Linked DNA regions of Homo sapiens: region 2 is linked to region 1. Evidence: chromatin contacts called from ENCODE Hi-C data. All regions are on one chromosome and are shown on one strand. Each heading gives the region's core, a stretch centred on a gene start or an enhancer-like site at or near the end of the contact. The rest is flanking DNA. Distances are from core to core; before and after follow the strand shown.

Region 1 (6,193 bases), core at 2,370-4,869:
TAGCTCTTGAAATCCTCCCAGCCCTGAGTTCTTTCCAGGAGACCCTGTGTCCCCTATACACTGGTTTCTGCAGCTGACGGGCTAAGCAGAGAGGCTCAACCTGAAGAAAGAGACAGGTGGCTCCAGAGCAAGACTTGTAACGAATTCTCCCCAGGGAGAGAAATACCGAAAGTTTAGCTCACTCTTTCCTCCCATAAAGCACACTGAATGTTAACAGCTTGCTTCTGTCCAAGCTGGTGTCTTTTCAATTAAGTATTGTTAAATCCATACCATTTGGAATGATGCTTCAGACAGCCCTGACACTCTCTCTCTCTTGCTTCTGATTTCATTTCACCTAATATGTTGTGCATGGAGCCAGTAACCAGTATTATTCAGCTGCCACGGCTTCTGCTAGTGCTGCTGCTCACACACTTGCAGACGGTTTTAATTTAGATACCTGAAGAGGAAAAAAGGAATTTGGCCAACGCCCTGCTCAGATGCCGTAAGTGGCCTTTCCCCGGTTGCCATTAATATGGATCTAGATTACCTAAAGTTTTACATTACTTTTCCTAGGTGCTGAAAACGTTTTAGAAATGAGAAAGTCAAGACACATAGAAGCTGGAGGCTAAAATAAGATACTTTCCATCGTCAGGTAACATATACCCATGGTAAACCCTGGTAGCCTACTTTCCTTTTCCTATAAACATCCCCCTTCAACAACATCACTGCCAACATCTGAATATATGTATGTGTATACATCATATATAGATATAATGCATATATATGAATATGAGATGAGGGTGGATTTAGATTCGGTAAACCGTGGCTCAATGGCCAGTTCTAGCCAGCAAAGCTTTAGTCAAGTCACTTAACTTCTCTGAGCCTCAGTTTCCACGTACATAAAATGGGGTGATTACTTAATTTCAAAAAGTAGTCACAAAGGTCAAATGAGATCATAAATGTAAAATCACTTTGTAAACCATAAAGATGGCATGTACATTTTGGCCATCATCAAAATTAGTTCATGACCAAAACTTTTCCCAGTCACCTTAACCCAACTTGATTTTGTTCTCCCTTTTCTGAAGTTATAGTAAATTTGTAATTTCACCTGTACTGTGTAGCTCTGGATGTGCAATTGCTTTTCCTAGTTTCTCTGGGTATTCCCAAGAGGAAAGAAAATGCTGTGAGGAATCAGAAGCATGAGACAGTGTGGTGGGCATCCTCCAGGCATTCAACAGGTGATTGAGGGCTTAACTTTAAAATAGTATATTATTCGGTGACTTCATTGAGATGACCATCTTGCTGTACATTAGCATGCCCATTAAAACTTCAAGGCAGAAATTTCTGACTCAAAATACCTAGGCAGTATTTATTTGCAAAGCAGAAAAGAATCTAAACTAGCATGTAAGTGGTTCCCAGTTATTTTCTGACCATGCTGATTATTTTTCTGTTCCTCTACAAATAGTATCTCATCATTAGCTTTGTTGCTACTTTTCTTTCTCCCATTACCTATTCTTCCCTTTGGATCTGCTTAATGAGCAGGGTTTATGTGTGAAGAGGGAGGAGGTGGTATTAGGTAAAATGTTCCATTAATAGAACTAGCTGAAACTCTTCAGTTAATGACTGTGATAGGAGGGAAAAAAATAAACCCTTTAGCAGAAAGCTCTGGTGTGTAACAGAGAGACACATGTAACATAGCTTTATGAATGAAAGTTTATTTCAATCAATCACCTTTCTTTAATGTGATGAGGATTTCAGACAAAAACAATAGTGGAAAGACAAAGTTAAGCATTTTTACATCTACTTGTGAATACGCTTTAGCTTATGAGCATTAGCTAGTTTTTGAGAGATTTGTAAAACAAATCTTTCTAAAAGGGAAAAGCATATTTCAAGAATGGGCTCTCTTTGTTATGGATTTGTACTGTCCATTTTTCTAGGTCCACATACTTAATATTGAGAACAAAGGATAATCTTTGTATGACCTTGACTTTCCTAACAGCATGAAAATAGGATTTTTAAAGTTTCTCTCTCTTTAATTGATATACCATATGAAGTAGGTAACCTAAAGTTGAACAACCTGCTTTTCTTCACCTTTTTGAAAAGCAACGCAGCAGGTATGTACATAGGCAGACCTGCCTGTATTCACATGCCCATTATGGCTTGATCAGGTTTTCCATATTCGTGTGTTTCATACCTCTTGTCAGTATTTTTTAATAATGAAAGGAAAGAACATTAATTCTAAATGTCTTGTACCTCCACTGCATATATTTCTGGGCTATCAGGAGATCTGAAAAGGGAAAACGTCCTGATGACACACCTATGGCAATGTAAGGCCAGGGCTGCTCTTTTATTCTTTCAAAACTCAATGATTTCCTTTGCAGATAAGGGGAAATACATCCTTGTTTGACATTTGACACTTTTCTAAAACTGTAATAAAACCTTCCTCTAGTAGAGTCAAATCTCCCTTGCTGGTGGATTAAGCAGCTTCAGAAGCTTCCTGACCTTCTCGTTGCTGTTGCTGGCCTTGTCGTCATTTCACTGCTCATTAGCACTTCCTTCAGGGCTGGACTGGCCTCCAAGGTCATCCCATCCAACCCTCTTGCAATAGTGGATGGAAAAATGAGGTAAAACTCAGTTCAGCCTTTTCTGCATTATAACAGCTCTGATAAAGGACGTGGGTGAGGTGCGGAGGAAGCTGAAACTTGGTTAAAAGAAGGTTTGGGGATTAACTGAGGATTTAATTCATCCTTTCTTTCTCTCCCGTGGCTAAAATAGATAGTTGAGAGTTGGCAGTGCATCAAAACCAGGCTGCTCCTCAACCCCAAATTTCAGCCCCACTCATCCTGGAGTCTTTGTTGAGGGTTTCTTTTTAAACTGGGGGATCTAAGTTTCTAATTGTGCCTTTACAATTAGCAAATCTTAAATGCCTTCAATTGTCACTTTACAGAGAAGCAACTTGCTTTGTTTTTTTCCCCCCAAATTAAGTCCTTAATAACACAAAATAACTTATGCCACTGTTTAGGCTTAGTGAGGAACCTTCAGAAAATGTATAGAGTATTTATTTTGCAAGTCAAGAGAGAAAGTAAAGAGGAACTTTATGGAGGCGAAATAAAACAGTTGTACAGAACACATTTACAGGGCACATTAAGTCGGTTTTTGTCTATGGTTCTTTCCCTTTATGGCATATGTTATATATTGACAGGGATTAAGTTTCTCTCCTGAATGGAACAATACACAGTCACAGGGAGCTACTGTACTTTACAAAGCAACAGACATCAGCACAGGCAAATGGCAAATAGAAATGCATCTCACAAAGAACTAACCAGGTCCATGGGAAGCACAGTGCTTGGCTTCATCTTTTGCAATTCTGCATCTTTTGCATTTCCCTTCTCGCTCTGCTGCTCGCTCGCCTTTCTTTTTCGTCCTTTTCCCCCTTTTTTGCTCGCACCGTTACACTTTCTCTGTCCTCCTGGCTTTGTTATTCAGCATGTCTGATTAGCAGGAGCCTGATTGGCTGGCTGCCTGCTCCGAGAGAGATTCCATTCAGCTTACCCCCCACCCATCCACCCACCCACCCCTCGGTCAGGAAATGTGAGAGGGGCTGATGGAAGCTGATAGGCAGGACTGGAGTGTTAGCACCAGTACTGGATGTGACAGCAGGCAGAGGAGCACTTAGCAGCTTATTCAGTGTCCGATTCTGATTCCGGCAAGGATCCAAGCATGGAATGCTGCCGTCGGGCAACTCCTGGCACACTGCTCCTCTTTCTGGCTTTCCTGCTCCTGGTAAATGCCTTTTCATTTCAATGCATTGCTATTGCCATTGAGTCTGGGTGCTGTTGGGGGTGTGTGTGTGTATGTGTGTTTGTGTGTGTGTGTGTGTCTTTATCTTAAAACTCCAGGTAAAATAATTTACACGATTACAAAGAGAGAATACTCCTTCTAGAACTTTTAACCTCAACTTCCCAAGCAAGATAAAGTCTGCAAGACTTTCTGGAATTAGTTACTGCTATACAGTAATACTGATACTGAGACATGAACTTTGGGACATACTGCATGGAGTTTGGGAGCTGAGGACTGTATATATGGTGGTGTGTATGCTTGGAATTTGGATAACAGACATCCTGAAATTAAACTCACTCACTGTGGTGTTCCTGGAATTTTTTGATGGATAGGCTTTGCAGAGCTTGCCCGTACCGCCTTTAATGAATTACTTTCCATCTATGCACATGTACTATGGAACCAGGTAAAGAGGGGAATGAGAGCCTCTTTGCAGCCAACCCAGATTATGGCTCTTAATTACTGCAAGTCATTTATGGATAGAAGTTAATGCTAGGATTTATGAATTGAGGATTATGGCCTTTGATCTCAAATTTACTTTTAAAGAAGAAAAAGGAATGGTGACTTTTAGTACGGCTGATTGCCACAGTCATAGTGATAAGATGCTCTGCTCTTGAACGTCAGTACACATTGCATTTTTGACTCGAAGTAAATGTTCCGTTGTGACTCATACTTGGTTTTATGGGCAGAAAATGAACATTTACTGTCCAAAATAAATCTACACTCAAAATATTAATAGCAATGCACATTTTTTAAACCAGAGTGTTCTGGGCAGGCAGCTTAGTAAACCTCATCTGAAGGTTTGATTCCAAAATTTGCACACACTGATCCAAACAAATGTGATTGTAGTTTTTCCTGTCACATTTATAACATGCCAGAACTTCCTCAGAAGGTAACAAGGCAGGAAGAGAACAAGGTAAAAATGTAGCAAATGAATAGGTTGCATTGATTCCTTGATGGGGAAGGAATGTTTGTTCTGATTATATTCTGACAAATCTGATCTGCGCTATAATTTTGAAGTAGGGAAGAAAGCCATTTGGTACAAACTGAAAAAGTCCAGGAGATTCATCAAATAGAGTAATCAGACAGTGATTCAATATTTTATACATTCCCACTTCTTAATGATTTGCATCATTGTAGCTAAGAAATTATAATGCTGCATTGCAAGTGCTATAAATATAGAAATAAATTTTTAATTTTTCATAGAAATTTAAAGGTAAACTACATTTCAAGCATGAATGAACTATAAGTTTTAGCTGTTCTGAAAAATACAAAGAACAGAATGTTTAGGTATGCTTTATGACTTGTGGAGCAAGCGATTTATGAAAGGTGTCTCATTTTTTCCATATGGGATGTGTTACTTGTATACACCATTAGTTTGTCTCATCTTTCCTTCTTTGTGATTTTTTTAAGTGTGTGTTATTTTCCCATTATATTGCATCATAAAGCAAATTACCAGTATACATTACTTTTTTGATATTTTCATATGGAAGTATGATCTCATTATACTTTAGTAAAACTTTCCCATTCAGGAATAGATTGTTTTGCTATCCATTTGGTAAACGCATTATATCCCTCTGTGATATCTTGAATATTCATATATGTATTAGAGCATATAATTTGACTTATGTGGAATGAAAAGGTATGTATGCTTATTTCAGAAGGACTTAAAACATATCATATTTAAATTACAATAATTGTATTATAAAGATAAAATTAAAACAAACCTAGGTTTGTTTTATGCCTGCATTTAAATTAAGTGGAAATCTGAGAGTTATGCTACAAAAGGAAGAACTGACTGATGTTTACATACATCCCTTTGCCAAGCAATAACAGCATTAGTAATAGCTGTCATGTATTTTGTGTCTGAATGTGGCTAGTTGTTTGAAAATCATTACAATAAATCCTTACAATAATCATACAGATAAGACATTTTAAACCCGTTTTTTCAGGCAATGAAATAAGCTTGCATTTGAACCCAAAGGTCAAATAATGGAGAGAATAGAACATGTTTGCTTCGTATGGTGGTTGTAAATATTTAAGAACAATGAAAACAGTGGTGCAGGTTGGTCTGTACCCTTTGTTGCAGATATTTAGGCTTTCTGCATCATCTTGATCATTAAAGATATGTACAATATCATGAGCACTTGTTAAACTTGCTCATTAACTGCCCCCTTTAGCATTAAATTTAATTATTGGCTTAAGAGATTGTGACCTTTAGCCTGTTGTGTACTTGATTTAGAACTAGAAGTGTGGCATCATCAGCTCAACCTTCAAACTTGATAGAGAAATTGAATTGAGGGGCTTGTTTTTCCTATAGTCTTTTTTTTGTTTTTGTTTTCATTTACACATTGCAAGGATTCTGTCTATTCTTGGA
Region 2 (6,193 bases), core at 2,351-4,850, 710 kb after region 1:
GCGCCACCTTGCCTGGCTAATTTTTTTTTTTTTAGCAGAGACTAGAAAAAATGTTTGGCCATATTGGCCAGGCTGGTCTCAAACTCCTGACCTCAGGTGATTCACCCATCTCAGCCTCCCAAAGTACTGGGATTACAGATGTCAGCCACAGCACCCAGCCCCAGTATTTCTTTGAAATACAAAATATACACTATCCTTTTCTTTTTTGCTGCTCTAGGGGAAAATGTACATACTATCTTAAGGCAAACACAGAATATACTAAAACTAAATGCTGGCTAGTTATAAGATAGGAATTTGGCAGGACTTGTTTCACAAGACGTAGGTCACAAAGACCCTGCTTATAAAACAGGGTGCAGTAAAGAACCCAGCCAAGGGCTGGGTGTGGTGGCTCATGCCTGTAATCTCAGCACTTGAGAAGCCAAGGTGTGAGGATCGCTTGAGGCTAGGAGTTCAAGAACAGCCTGGCAACATAAAAACAAAACAAAACAAAAAAACAAAACAGTTAGCCAGCTCCCTCCCAAAATCAAAATCAAGATGGCAAAGAAAGTGACCTCTGGAGGACGTGCGCAGTGGTTCACGCCTGTAATCCTAGCACTTTGGGAGGCCGAGGTGGGTGGATCACGAGGTCAGGAGTTCGAGACCAGCCTGACCAACATGGTAAAACCCCGTCTCTACTAATAATACGAAAATTAGCTGGGCCTGGTGGCGGGCACCTGTATTCCCAGCTACTCAGAAGGCTGAGGCAGGAGAATCGCTTGAACCTGAGAGGCAGAGGTTGCAAGTGAGCTGAGATCTCGCCACTGCACTCCAGCCTGGGTGACAGAACAAGACTGTCTCAAAAAAAAAAAAAAAAAAAAAAAAACAGAACGTGACCTCTGGTCATTCTCATTGCTCATTATATGCTAATTCTAATGCATTATCAGCGCCCTGAAAGACACTCCCACTGGCACCATGAAAGTTTACAAATGTTATGGCAACGTCCCTAAGTTACCCTATAGAGTAGGAGATGGGGAGGACCCTCAGTTCTGGGGAACTCCCCACCCCATTCCAAGAAAACATGAATAATCCACCCCCTTTTCAGCATGTAATCAAGAAATAACCATAACTATAGTTAGTCCAGCAGTCCGTGCTTCTACTCTGTCTATGGGGTAGCCACTGTTTCATTCCTTTACTTTTTAATAAACTGGCTTTCACTTTATTCGGTCCACTTGCTCCTGTTTTTTTTTTTTTTTTTGAGACAGAGTCTTGCTCTGTTGTCCAGGCTAGAGTGCAGTGGCATGATCTCCGCTCACTGCAACCTCCACCTCCCTGGTTCAAGCAATTCCCCTACCTCAGCCTCCCGAGTAGCTGGGATTACAGGTGCATGCCACCACACCCAGTTAATTTTTTTGTATTTTTAGTAGAGATGGGGTTTCACCATGTTGGCCAGACTGTTCTCGAACTCCTGACCTGAGGCAATCCACCTGCCTCAGCCTCCCAAAGTGTTGGGATTACAGGCATTAGCCACCATGGCCTCCTTAATTCTTTTCTGCCAAAAGTCAAGAACCCTTATGGCCTCCTGGGCTGATCCCCAGTTTGGGGAGTTGCCCTGTGACAGTTAGAGAACCCAGATGTCTTTATATTGTAAAATTACTTTAGGTCTTTGTGCCGACAGTTTGAAGACAGCTGTCAAAGGGGACTTCTAGCTCTGGGCTCCAGTACATTAAATAAGAAATATCCTGATGTACCCCCAGATCAACCTGCATTAGAATCACTGTAGGTATTTTTACAAATATAGGTTCTGAGGCCCCACCGCATACCCACTTAATTAGAATGGGGAGAAGGGGAGTCTGTGGTTTTACCAAGCTTTGTGAATGATTTTTAAGCATTCTGCTGCATTGCTTTCTAAACCCAGGCCTGTTTCCCACACTACTGTAATCAAGAGGGAACACTGAAGTTTCCTCAGTTCCTTCCTGTTTTTTCCTGTTTCCTTCTGCAGTGACCAACACTATCAGAAATGGCATTTTGGCAGGGACAGGGAGTACAGGAATGGAAACAGGAAAGGCATAAACAAGACTCCTCCTCTGCCCCAGGACTCTCTCCTGTGGGTCACATTACCAGTGAAGGCTTGTGAACTCTGATTTAGCTAAGTTAATTTTGTGCAAAAAAATAAATTTTGGCCCGGTGCGGTGGCTCACACCTGTAATCCCAGCACTTTGGGAGGCCGAGGCAGGTGGATCATGAGGTTAGTTCAAGACCAGCCTGTCCAAGATGGTGAAACCCTGTCTCTACTAAAAATACACGCAAAAAATTAGCCAGCGTGGTGGTGGGCGCCTGTAACCCCAGCTACTCGGGAGGCTGAGGCAGGAAAATTGCTTGAACCCAGGAGCTGGAGGTTGCAGTAAGCCGAGATCACGCCACTGCACTCCAGCCTGGGCCACAGAGAGGGACTCCATCTCAAAAAAAAAAAAAAAAAAAGAATTCTGGGGAGTTGTAGTGCTTGTTAAAAACAGATTCCGGGCCGGGCGCAGTGGCTCACGCCTGTAATCCCACCACTTTGGGAGGCCGAGGTGGGTGGATCACAAGGTCAGGAGTTCAAGGCCAGCCTGACCAAGATGGTGAAACCCCATGTCTACTAAAAATACAAAAATTAGCTGGGTGTGGTGGCGGGTGCCAGTAATCCCAGCTATTCGGGAGGCTGAGGCAGATAATTGCTTGAACCCTGGAGGCGGAGGTTGCCAGTAAGCCAAGATTGCACCATTGCACTCCAGCCTGGGCAATAGAGGGAGACTTCATCTCAAAAAAAAAAAACACAGATTACAAGGTCCTTTAGTAGAGATGATGATACCTTAATCTAGATGATTCAAATGTAGGTAGCTCTCAGAACACACTTTGGAGAACAATGACTTAAATCCAGTGAAGAAAATCTCCAAGAAGCTGTGACAATATGTGGTCTCTTGAAATCTAGAGATTGGTGCTACATGTGATGGCTCACCCCTGTAATCCTAGCATTATGGGAGGCCAAGGCGGGTGGATCACTTGAGATCAGGAGTTGAGACCAGCCTGGCCAATATGGTGAAACCCCATCTCTACCAAAAATACAAAAATTAGCCAGGTGTGATGGCGCGTGCCTGTAATCCCAGCTACTTGGGAGGCTGAGGCAGGAGAATCGCTTGAACCCAGGAGTGGGAGGTTGCAGTGAGCTGAGATCGTGCCACTGCCCCTCAGCCTGCACTGAGCTAGACTCCATCACAGAAAGAAATCTAGAGATTAGCTACTGAATATTGACAGCTTTATCTTCCCAACTAGCAAAACGATCCCTGCTAGAAGGAACAGATTCATTTTGGAAAAAGTATTCAGTAATCTCTGAAGCACAGAAACATTTTTTTCATTCTTGCTATGCAAACAGATTGTTGGCCTTCTTCAGTGAGGCAGGCCAGGACAAAATCTCAGCAGGCCCTTTCGACAGCATTTCTCCACAAATCAAATTAGGTCAAAGAGAAAATTCAGAGCAGTCTGAGGAAGGGAAAAAAAAAGCCCTGAAATGTGTTATAAAACTGGTGGGCAGGGGACAGGGGAACATCCCACCTACTTTGTTTGCTCTGGTAAAGGCTGGTGGCTTGTCACATGAACCCCAGGCCTTCCTGTTCTCGGCAGCTGCCTTCTGAGTCACTGTGGGCTGCAGGGGAGGGCCCCCTAACATCAGGGAACATAACAACCATATGACTCTTAGGTGAGGCCACTGCGCCAGGCCAATTCAAAAATTAAAGAGCGACTACATTGCCGATTTTCATTTATTTTAAGAACTTCTTTACTCCGTTTTTGTCTACAACTGCAAATTAGCAGAAGACAAAAAACAAACTAGTAAGTGGAATTCACATCTGGTAAGTGAGAACTGGTGCCAGTCCTATTAGTCACCAAGATCACTTAAGGGTGGAGTGCACTAGCAGGATAAAACATTAAACCAAAAGCAATACTTCCTTGTAACAGCTGGAGTTTCCTAAGAAATTTTTAAAATAAAAACCTAGAATGCCTAGCAGGCAAAATACCATAGTTAGAAAAGTCAACCTTTACTTTTCTCTTTTGATTGTAGTCAACTGTTGCATAATTTTTTTTTTTTTAGGCAGAGTCTTGTTCTGTCGTCCCAGCTGGAGTGCAGTTCACTGCAACCTTCGCCTCCTGGGTTCAAGTGATTCTCCTGCCTCAGCCTCCCCAGTAGCTGGGACTACAGGAGTATGCCACCAGGCCCAGCTAATTTTTTTTTTTTTTGTATTTTTAGTAGAGACAGGGTTTCTCCATGTTGGCTAGGCTGGTCTCGAACTCATGAACTTGGATCATCCACCTGCCTTGGCCTCCCAAAGTGCTGTGATTACAGGCGTGAGCCACCGCGCCTGGCCTGTTGCAGAATGTTGCTGGGTATATTATATTATACTATGTGAATTAAGAATTCTCTATTAAACAGTTTTAAGTTGTAAGAAAGCCACCCTAAGTTTAAAACTTTCAGTCTTTTAAAACTGATGCATTAAAGAACTACTCCAAATAAGAGAAACAACACTGAGGTGTGATTCATTTGAACTTGAGTCCCGGTTCCTTAACCCAATGCCTGGATGCTAGAGATGTTCAATAAAGACTTAATGACTGCATAACCAACTTATTAGCTGTAGAATAGTTATAATAATTAACTTCCTTGAGCCTTTGTTTTCTCTTCTGTGATCAGGGAAGAAACCTCTTCTGTCTACCTCAGAGAATTTTTGTAAGGATCAAATAAAATAATGTGTGTTTAAGTTTTGATTTCTTTCTTTTTTCTTTTTTTTTGAGATGGAGTTTTGCTCTTGTAATCCAGGCTGGAGTGCAGTGTGGTATGATCTCTGCTCACTGCAACCTCTGCCTCTGGGGTTCAAGCGATTCTCCTGCCTCAGTCTCCCGAGTAGCTGGGGTTACAAGTGTCCACTAACACGCCCGGCTAATTTTTGTATTTTTAGTAGAGATAGGGTTTCACCATATTGGCCATGCTGGTCTTGAACTCCTGACCTCAGGTGATACGCCTGCCTCGGCCTCCCAAAGTGCTGGGATTACATATACAACCTTTTTTTAAAAAAAAATTATTTTTATTTTTATTTTTATTTTTTGAGACAGAGTCTCGCTATGTCACCCAGGCTGGAGTACAGTGGGGCAGTCTTGGCTCACTGCAACCTCCGCCTCCCTGGTTCAAGCGATTCTTGTGCCTCAGCCTCCCAAGTAGCTGGGATTACAGATGTGAACCACCACACCAACTAATTTTTGTCTTTTTAGTAGAGACGGGGTTTTGCTATGTTGGCCAGGCTGGTCTTGAACTCCTGGCCTCATGTGATCCACCCGCCTCAGCCTCCCAAAGTGCTGGGATTACAGGTGTGAGCCACTGCATCTGGCCAATACAACCTCTTTTTTGATTAGAGCTTTGAAATTGGGGTAGGTTTACTGAAAATAGAACTGTACCAGAGAATTGCATCTGAAATATGCAAAGCTCACCTGGATATCTCAATAGCATGGCAATAACCACCCTATAACCTTTTTAAAAATAAATCTCAGTGGAAGTGATGCTGAAATCTCTCCTTAAGGTCCTCTTTCTCAATCAACTATAATTCAGCAAACATTAAACTTCAGTTACCCGGAAAAAGATTAGGTAATAAATGTGTTAATCATAGACTGGATCATAATCAGCACCGTCACCTAAAGAATACTCACCCCTTAAGTAATCCAAAAGAAAACTAAGAAGCAAAAATCCAGGGTTTGTTTCTCTATAACCAAAATAGAAGAATGTCCATAGTCATTACTGAGCATTAACCATTTGAAGATCTCCTTCCTTTTAACCTCAAGACATTATAATATCTCTTCCTTACTGTCAGGAGACCTAGAGTCCTGTCCTGGCTCTGTGCCTATAGTCATAAGTTGATCTTATCCTTAAAAACGTAAAAATCTTTGTCTTTATTTTGGCCGAGCATGGTGATATATGACTGTAATCCCAGCACTTTGGGAGACTAAGGCAGGTGGATCATTTGAGGCCAGGAGTTGAGGACAGATCGCTTGAGACCAACCTGGCCAATGTGGTGAAACCCTGTATCTACTAAAAATATAAATATTAGCCAAGTGTGGTGGCACACACCTGTAATCCCAGCTACTTGGGAGGCTGAGGCACAAGAATCGCTTGAACCCAGAAGTCAGAAGTTGCAATGAG

Evidence for each region. A loop is a pair of places that touch in the nucleus more often than their neighbours do.
Region 2: a map of endothelial cell of umbilical vein shows a loop between it and region 1 (5-fold over the local background). The contact joins the enhancer-like site here to the promoter of ADAMTSL1 in region 1. A Hi-C loop is called at or near these places in 1 of 168 maps with a recorded cell type or tissue (endothelial cell of umbilical vein) and 1 of 37 single-sample maps with no recorded cell type.

The regions. Positions count from the first base shown.
Region 1 is chr9:18,470,534-18,476,726 of GRCh38, forward strand. ADAMTSL1 (ADAMTS like 1) reads left to right here and starts at 3,620. Exons shown (of 29, transcript NM_001040272.6): 1 at 3,620-3,762. The coding sequence starts at 3,700.
Region 2 is chr9:19,180,796-19,186,988 of GRCh38, forward strand. No RefSeq gene overlaps it. Among named protein-coding and RNA genes, the nearest start is that of DENND4C, 47 kb to the right of the region's middle. RefSeq lists enhancers at 3,681-3,730, 5,709-6,193. Within about 2 kb of position 3,601, at least 37 of the 41 ENCODE cell types and tissues checked have a DNase peak (open chromatin) inside an H3K27ac peak, as active enhancers do; they include endothelial cell of umbilical vein, where a contact is called at or near this core.